2 separate regions of the Homo sapiens genome follow, and region 1 is linked to region 2. A link is an interaction called in ENCODE POLR2A ChIA-PET data of the cell type or tissue named here. Cell type or tissue: GM12878. All regions are shown on one strand.

Region 1 (5,000 bases), 110 kb before region 2:
CCATACGAAAAAAGCTTGACATCACTGATCATTAGAGAAATGTAAATCGAAACCACAATGAGATACTATCTTACATCTTCTGAATGGCTATTACCAAAATGTCAAAAAATAACAGATGCTGGGGAGGTTGTGGAGCAAAAGCAACAGTTATACACTGTTGGTGGGTGTGTAAATTAGTTCAACCATTGTGGAAGACAGTGTGGTAATTCCTCAAAGAACTAGAGGGAGAAATACCATTCAACCCAGCAATCTCATCACTGGGTATATACCCAAAAATTATATAAATCTTCCTATTATAAAGATACATGCATGTGTATGCTCATTGCAGCACTATTCACAATAGAATAATCATAAAATCAACCTAAACACATATCAATGATAGACTGAATAAAGAAAATGTAGTAAACACCACAGAATACTATGCAGCCATGAAAAAGAACAAGATCGTGTTTTTTTGCAGGTACATGGATGTAGCTGGAGACCATTATCCTCGGCCAACGAATGCAGGAACAGAAACCCAAATACCACATGTTCTCACTTATCAGTGAGAGCTAAATGATGAGAACTCATGGATACAAACAGCAGAACAACATGCACTGGGGCCTGTCAGAGGGCTGAGGGTGGGAGGAAAGAGAAGATCAGGAAAAATAACGAATGGGTACAAAGCTTAATACCTGGATGATGAAATAATCTGTACAACAAATCCCCTGACACAAGTTTACCTATTTTATAAACCTGCACATGTACCCTTGAACTTAAAAGTTAAACTAATTTAACAAAAAAAAAAAAAGACAAGGGATGTCACTGCAGACCAGACTGTGCAGGCATCAAGAATGAAGGGGAAATCAAGACAAAACAAACAACTCTACATACATAAATTTGATAACTCAAGTGAAAAGAAACAATTTCTCGCCGGGCGCAGTGGCTCACGCCTGTAATCCCAACACTTCGGGAGGCAGAGGTGGGTGGATCACAAGGTCAGGAGTTCAAGACCAGCCTGACCAAAATAGTGAAACCCCGTCTCTACTAAATATACAAAAATTAGCCAGGAGTGGTGGTGTGCGCCTGTAATCCCAGCTACTCAGGAGGCTGAGGGACGAGAATCACTTGAACCTGGGAGGCGGAGGTTGCAATGAGCCGAGATCGCACCATTGCGCTCCAGCTTGAGTGACAGGGCGAGACTCTGTCTCAAATAAATAAATAAATAAATAAATAAATAAATAAATAAATAAATAAATAAAGTTCTACTATTAAGGAAATTTAATTTGTAATTTTAAAACTTCCACAATAGAAATCTCTAGGCTCAGAGGATTTCACTGGAAAGTTCTACCCTCCAAAAAATTAACACCAATTCTACGTAATCCCTTCAGGAAATACAAAAGAGCACTTCTCAAATCATTTTATAGGCAGTACTTGTTTCTAGCTTTTTGCCAGAGTCTGTTTCCCAGTCTTTCAGAATGGCCACCCTACAGGCTGCAGTTACAGTTGTTGTTTTTTTTTTAATTTTAAAAATTACTTTAAAAAATTACTTTATAAAGCTAGCATTACACAGATATTGAAACTAGACAACGACAGTACAATATAGCAGTAAAATTCCTTGGCCAGGTGTGGTGGCTCACATCTGTAATCCCAGCACTTTGGGTGGTCAGGGCAGGTGGATCACTGGAGCTCAAGAGTTTAAGACCAACCTGGGCAACATGGCAAAACCCCACCTCTACCTAAAATACAAAAAAAAAAAAAAAAAAAAAAGAATTAGCCAGGTGTGCTAGTGCACTCCTGTGGTTCCAGCTGCTTGGGAGGCTAAGGTAGGAGGATCACTTGAGCCTGGGAAACAGAGGTTGCCACTGCAACCTCTCGGCTCACTAGCTGAGGCTGCACCACTGCACTCCAACCTGGGTGACAGAGTGAGCAATCTCAAAGAAAAAAAAAAGAAGTAAAATTCCTTAATAAAATATTAGCAAATAGAATCCAGCAATATATAAAAAGAATTATACATCATAACCAAGTAGAATTTATTTCAGGGATGCAAGATTCTGGTCCCATATTCAAAAATTAACATAGGCCTTTATATTATCAGGCTAAAGAAGAAAAATCACGATTATATCAATTGATGAAAAAGCATTTGACATAATTTCATGGATAAAAATTATCAGAAAAGTAAGATGAAAGTGGAACTTTCTGAACTTAGCAAAAAATCTATTTTTAAAATACAATCAATGTTATATTTAATAATAAAGTATTTAGCATTTAGTGGTAAAGACTAAATACTTTACCCCTAGGGTTAGGAACAAGACAAGGATGTCCACACTCACTACCCTTACTCAACATAACACTGGGAATTCTAGCCAGTGTGAGATGGCAAGGGAAATAAAAGGCAAACAAACCGCAAAGGAAGAAATGAAACCACCCCTATTTGCAGATAATGTGATGATCTGCATAGAAAATTTCAAGGAACATACAATGGAATTCCTAAAACTAGTAAGTGAGTTCAGCAAAGTTCCAGCATATAAGATAAATATACAAAAGTCAATAGTATTTCTACATGCCAGCAATGAACACATGGACATCAAAATTAAAAATACAATAACATTTTCATCACTCGAAAATGAAATACTTGGATATAAATGTGACAAAACATGTACAGATCTTGTATTGTGAAAGCTACACAACACTGATGAAAGAAATCAAAGAGGATCTAAATAAATGGAGACACATACTGTGTTCATCAATTTGGAAGAGTCAATATAGAAAATATGTCCATTATCTCAAAATCAACATACAGATATAATGCAATTCCTATAAAAATCCTTGAAAAACATTTGTAGGTATAGAAAATTTATTCCAAAATCTATATTAAAAAAGCAAAAGAACTTGACTATCCAAAACAATTTTGAAAAAGAAGAATTATAGCCACGCGTGGTTGTGCCTCTAGTCCCAGCTGCTCAGGACGCTGAGGTGGGAGGATTGTTTGAGCCCAGGAGTTGAAGGGTACAGTGAGCTATGATTGTACCACTGCACTCGAGCCAGTGTGACAGAGCATAATAATAATAATTTTAAATAAAAGAATACAATAATAATAATTTTAAATAAAAGAATACAAAAAAGAATTAAGTGGGGAAAAAAATCAGTCTACCTGACTTGAAGACTTATTATATAGCTACAATAGTCAAGGCTATGTGGCATCGGTGAAAAGATGAATACAGAAATTAATAAAACAGAAGAGGATATACAGATGGTATATACGTACACTATGTAATTAGACTTTGGGGAAATGCAAATTAAAACCACAGTGAGATATCATTACACTCCTATAAGAATGGCTAAAATTAATATAGTGACATCACTAAATACTAGATGCAGAAAATCTTTATCCGTCCTCCATCACTGGTGAAAATATAAAATAGTACAGACACTTTGAAAAACATATTGACAGTTTCTTAAAAGGCTGAACATAAAACTACAATATGGCACAGGAATTGTACTCATGGGCATTTACCACAGAAAAAATGAATACAAAAAGATTGCTGTTTATATTAGTTTCATTTGTAATAGCAAAAATAAAAGAAAAAATATGTTCTACAACAGGTGAATGGTTAAACAACTGCGGTATTCACGCCAAGGAACACTAGTTGGCAATAAAAATGAATGAAATATTGACAAACTCAACAACCTGAATGAATCTCCAAAGATACTGAATGAATAAAGCCAGTCACAAAATAAAGCCACCTGATTCCATTTATATAATATTCTTAAAATTATAAAAATAGAAAACAGATTAGTAGTTGCCAGGGGTTAAGGAGGGATGGAAGTGAAAGAGCAGTCAGTCTGGCCATAAAAGGACAACATGAGAGGTCCTTGAGGTAATGGAAACTTTGTGGATCTTGACTATCAATGTCAGTATCTTGGTTGTGATAATGTACTGAAGTTTTGCAAAATGTTACACTTTAGGGAAGCTGGGTAAAGAATGCCTGCACTCATTCTGTATTATCTCTTACAAGGGCATATGAAGCTACAATTATCTTAAAATACAAATAAAAGTTTAATGTTAAAAATCCATTTTACCAGCCTGGGCAACATAGGGAGACCCCATCTCTACAAAAATACAAAAAAAATTAGCTGGGCCTGGTGTTACACACCTGTAGTCCCAGCTACTCAGGAGGCTGAGGCAGGAGGATCACTTGAGCCCAGGAGGTTGAGGCTGCAGTGAGCCATGATCATGCCACTGCACTTTAGCCTGGGTGACAGAGTGAACCCTGTCTCAAAAATAAAAAAAAAAAAAAATTCATTTTAGATACACATAATAAGTCAACACCTAGCTCACATTAAATCACAGCAGTTTTTAAACAGAACTAGATAATAACTCAATGACACAGAATTTTATTTGTAGAATTTTATTGAATATCTGGAATGCTTACCATATTTTACCAAGTCTGCTTTTTGTTAGTATAAAAAATATGAGACAAAACAAAAACTGAAGTGCCAATAGCATTAATAAAGAAAAGCTCTCCCAGCTACCATATGATCCAGCAATTTCACTGCTGGGTATATACCAAAAAGAAAATAAATCAGTATATTGAAGAAATATCTGCAACTTCATGTTTGTTGCAGCACTATTCACCAAAGCTAAGATTTGGAAGCAACCTAAGTGTCCATCAACAGATGAATGGATAAAGAAAATGTGGTACATATACACAATGGAGTACTATTCAGCCATGAAAAGAATGAGATCCTGTCATTTGCAACAACATAGATGGAACTGGAGATCATTATATTAAGTGAAATAAGCCAAGCAAAGAAAAACAAACATCACATGTTCTCATTTATTTGTAAAAATCAAAACAATTAAACTCAGCCCAGCGCAGTAGCTCACGCTTGTAATCTCAGCACTTTGGGAAGCCAAGGCAGGTGGATCATTTGAGGTCAGTTTGAGACCAGCCTGACCAACATGATGAAACCCCATCTCTACTAAAAAATAAAAATAAAAACAATAAAAATTAGCC
Region 2 (5,000 bases):
GCAGTCAGGGAACAGTGGAAGGAGAAGTATAAAATGAAGCAAGAAATAAGTTTGAGTCCAGATTCTTTACCTTGTTATCTGATAAACAGTTATTTAATCTATCTGGACCTCAATTTCCTTACCTATAAAATGTGGGTGATGAGGCCCGGCGCAGTGGCTCACACCTGTAATCCCAGCACTTTGGGAGGGAGGCCGAGGCAGGTGGATCACGAGGTCAGGAGTTCGAGACCAACCTGGTCAATATGGTGAAACCCTGTCTCTACTAAAAAATACAAAAATTAGCCAGATGTGGCAGCACGCACCTGTAGTCCCAGCTACTTGGGTGGCTGAAGCAGGAGAATCACTGGAACCCAGGAGGCAGAGGTTGCAGTGAGCCGAGATCGCACCACTGTACTCCAGCCTGGCAACAAGCACAAGACTCTGTCTCAAAAAAAAAAAAAAAAAGAAAAAAAGTGTGAATGATGACAGCTACTTTCATTTGCTGAAAGATTAAATGAAATGAATATGTAAAAGCACCTAGCTGGGCATCTGACTTACATTTTCTTTTAAAAAAATTTATTTTAAGTTCATGGGTACATGTGCAGGATGTACAGGTTTGTTTGTTACACAAGTAAGCATGCGTCATAAGGTTTTGTTGTACAAATTATTTCATCACTCAGGTATTAAGCCTAGTATCCATTAGTTATTTTCCCTGATCCTCTCCCTCCTCCTACTTTGCACCCTCCGGTAAGCCCCCGCATGTGTTGTTCCCCTCGATGTGTCCATGTGTTCCCATAATTTAGCTTCCACTTATAAATGAGAACATGCGGTATTTGGTTTTCTGTTCCTGCATTAGTTTGCTAAGGATAATGGTCTGTTATTAAAAGATCAAAAAATAATAGATACTGGTGAAGTTGTGGAGAAAAGGGAACACTTTTGCACTGTTGGTGGGAGTATTAGTTCAACCCTTGTGGAAGACAGTGTGGCAATTCCTCAAAGACCTAGAGACAGAAATACCATTCGACACAGCAATCCCATTACTGAGTATACACCCAAAGGAATATAAATCATCTATTATAAAGACACATGCAGGTCAGGCACGGTGGCTCATGCCTGTAATCCCAACACTTTGGGAGGCCAAAGCAGGCAGATCATGAGGTCAGGAGATCCAGACCATCTTGGCTAACCCGGTGAAACCCTGTCTCTACTAAAAATACAAAAAATTACCCAAGCGTGGTGGCACATGCCTGTAGTCCCAGCTACTCAGAAGGCTGAGGCAGGAGAATCACTTGAACCAGGAGGTGGAGGTTGTAGTGAGCCGAGATTGCGTCACTGCACTCCAGCCTTGGTGACAGAGCGAGATGCCATCTCAAAAAAAAAAAAAAAAAAAAAAAGACACATGCACACATAAGTTCATTGCAGCACTATTCACAATAGCAAAGACATGGAATCAACCTAAACGCCCATCAATAATAGACTGAATAAAGAAAATGTGTATATATACACCATGGAATACTATACAGCCATAAAAAGCAGTGAGATCATGTCCTTTGCAGGGACATGGAAGGGGCTGACTTACATTTTCTCTTCATGCAAAACCAATGGGGATTTTTTGTCTTGACAAAGTAATTCTAAAATAGAACAAGTTTGCGGAACGAGCCAGTAAAGAATTTTAAAGAAAAATAATGGAAGACTACCATGGCCCCAATTCTCTAATCCACCCTGCATTCACCTTTTCTGCAATATGACTCCACAGCTCCTTCCATGAGAAGGTGGAGTATATTTCTCAGGCCCTCAGGGCTGAAGTTAGCCATGTGATTTGTTTTGACCAATGAGACATTAGAAAACTTGCTGCAAGCAGAGGCTTCACAAAGTGCTTGTGCATTTGCTTCCTGTTTTGCCTTCTGCACTTCACTGTGTGAACATGTCTGGGCTAGCCCACTAAAGGATGAAACATATAGGACCCAGTCGCACACATCACCCCAGCCCACAGCCAGCAGACCACCAGACATGAAAATGAGTGCAGCTAAAACTATAAAAAGTACTCAGCTTAAATCACAACTACAGATTCATGAGCTAAATAAATGTTTGTTTTAAGCCATACTTCCTTAGTGTGGTTTCCATGAGGAAAATAATTCCTATAGAAAAATCATTTGTGTCTATTTTCTCAATTCTCCCAAGATAGTACATAGTTAATTCATTATATATAATAAATGCCTTACAGCATTAGATTTTAACTATCTCCTGGAACCCTGTTAGCTATTGCATTTTGGGTGGTTGTTATGAAGCATAATTATAGCCAGAGATAACTGATATAATCATACATTAAAATGCTTTATAAAGCCACCATTATTAAAATGATGCATCACCACAATGACAGATAAATAAAAGAAAATTAAATTTTAAAAAAATCTGTGGCTGGATGTGGTGGCTTACATTGGGAGGCCAAAGTAGGAGGATCCCTTGAGGCTCCAAGTTCAAGACCAGCCTGGCAACATAGGAAGATCCCATCTCTACAAAAAATGAAAAAATTAGCTGGGTACGGTGGCATGTGCCTATAGTCCATCATCTCAGGAGGCTGACATGAAGGATCACTTGAGCTCCTTGCAGTGTTTATGCCACTGTACTCCAGCGTGGATGACAGAGCAAGACCCTGTCTCAGAAAAAAAAAAAATATATATATATCTATATATATATATATAAAGAAGAAAGAAAACAGCTCCCCTGTACAGAGACTGGGGGTGAGGCTCAGAACAATGAGAGACCCCCCCCAAAAAATATTTTTTAAACAAGGGGCATTTTAAGTCTTTGGAGGAATGATGGAGCATTCAATAAAATAATAAAGTATTTTGGGACAAGTGGCTACTATATGGAGAACAAAAGCTTCACTACCTGTCATCTTGCCCTCAAATCCATTCCAGATAGTTAAAAATTTAATATTTTCCAAAGAAAGAGCTATATCATTAAAAATACATAAAAATTTATATTTTCTTCAAGTGACAGAGGGCTTTTGAAGCATGATGCCAATAAAAGAAGCCATAATGGAATGATTGATAGATTTAACTATGTAAAATGTTTAAATATCAGTGCATATTAAAGGGCAAACAAAATTTTAATTTTGGCACAACATTTTTATATTTTGCTACAAAATTAAAAGGCAAACAAAAAAATTAAATTTGGGACCAGGCGCAGTGGCTCACACCTGTAATCCCAGCACTTTGGGAGGTCAAGGTGAGTGGACCCCCTGAGGTCAGGAGTTCGAGACCAGCCTGGCCAACATGGTGAAACCCCATCTCTACTAAAAATACAAAATTAGCTGGTGGTGGTCTTAGCTACTTGGGAGGCTGAGGCAGGAGAATCACTTGAACCTGGGAGGCAGAGGTTGCAGTGAGCCAAGATGGCACCAATGCACTCCAGCCTGGGTGACAGAGCAAGACACCATCACAAAAAAAAAAAAAAAAAAGGAATTTGGTAATAGCTATTACCTACATATATGTGTGTGTGTGTGTGTGTGTGTGTGTGTGTGTGTGTGTGTGTGTGTATGTGTGTATGTATATATGTATATATATGTGTGTGGGTATATATATATATATATATATATATACACACATATATATTCATAGCAAATATTTATTGAGCTTCTGCATGCCACAACCGTGTATCTGAAGGTAAAATAGAAAGCAAAAACAGGAGCCGTGGCTCATGCCAGTAATCCCAGCACTTCAGGAGGCTGAGGTGAGTGGATTACTTGAGGTCAGGAGACCAGCCTGGCCAGCATGGTAAAACCCCATCTCTACTAAAAATACAAAATTAGCCGGACATGGTGGTGCGCTCCTGTAATCCTAGCTACTCAAGAGGCTGAGGCAGGAGAATCTCTTGAACCAAGGAGGCGGAGGTTGCAGTGAGTCAAGATCGCACCACTGCCCTCCAGCCTGGGCTGCCCTCCAACCTGGGTGACACAGAGAGACTCCGTCTCAAAAAAAAAAAAAAAAGGCTGGAATATAGCAAGTGACTAAATACAGGAGAGCATTCCAGTAAGAGGAAACTACATGTGCAAAAGCCCAATGGTAGGAGGGAGTTTGATATATTTGAGGGACTGAAATAAGGCCAAAATCACAAAAGCGCTGAAAACAAATATGAGACTGGCTGAAGAGGAAAACAGGGGTCAGAAGTCACAAGCCTGGCCAGGTGCAGTGGCTCACGCCAGTAATTCCAGCACTTTGGGAGGCCAAGGCAGTAGTATCGCTTGAGCCCAAGAGTTCAAGATCAGCCTGGGCAACATGGCAAAACCCTGACACTACCAAAAAATACAGAAATTAGAGAGGCATGGTGGTGAGCACCTGTAGCACCATCTACTTGGGAGGCTGAGGTGGGAGGATGGCTTGAGCCTGAGAGGTGGAGGCTGCAGTGAGCCGAGATCACACCACTGGACTCCAGCCTGGGTAACAAAGACAAACCCTGACTCAAAAAAAAAAAAAAGAAGAAAGGTACTTGAAGGACTTTGATTTGCTGGCTGATATGATCAGATCTGAATTTTGTAAAACCTTTCTGACTGACTCAAGCATCTGCAGTGAGTTTCTGTCTCAGTGCAGGCAAGAGCACTAGGAATTTGGTCTAGTGTGGTGCTAGTGAAGATATTGACAAGTGAATAGATTCAAGAGGAGACACTTTTTTATTTTTATTTTTTGTACAGATGGGGGTCTCACTGGGTTGCTTAGGCTGGTCTCAAACTCCTGGTCTCAAGCGATCTACCCCCTCACGGCCTCCCAAAGTGTTAGGATTACAGGCATGAGCCACCACGCCCCATGGAGAGATAATTTAATGATAAACACACTGGAGCTTGTTAGGATTAGGGAGTGAATGACCAGGCATGGTGGCTCATGCCTATAATCTCAGCACTTTGGGAGGACAAGGTGGGTGGATCACCTGAAGTCAGGAGTTCATCACCCGCCTGGCCAACATGGTGAAACCCCATCTCTACTAAAAACACAAAATTAGCCGGGCATAGTGGTGGCCACCTA

The links. Peaks named below come from ENCODE experiments on the same cell type or tissue, not always from the same donor. Only the 100,000 strongest peaks of a DNase experiment are listed, where the experiment ranks them.
Region 1: POLR2A ChIA-PET joins it to region 2 with 7 read pairs; 3 of 35 experiments call an interaction of 5 or more read pairs at or near these places.

Annotation. Positions count from the first base shown.
Region 1 is chr1:199,838,583-199,843,582 of GRCh38, forward strand. No RefSeq gene overlaps it. Among named protein-coding and RNA genes, the nearest start is that of NR5A2, 190 kb to the right of the region's middle. In GM12878, no CTCF peak of the experiment used is centred here; no DNase peak of the experiment used is centred here.
Region 2 is chr1:199,947,265-199,952,264 of GRCh38, forward strand. It overlaps LOC105371682 (a long non-coding RNA gene), which reads right to left. Exons shown (of 3, transcript XR_922404.1): 3 at 383-420. Among named protein-coding and RNA genes, the nearest start is that of NR5A2, 78 kb to the right of the region's middle. RefSeq lists an enhancer at 1,085-2,284. In GM12878, no CTCF peak of the experiment used is centred here; a DNase peak (open chromatin) is centred at 1,892.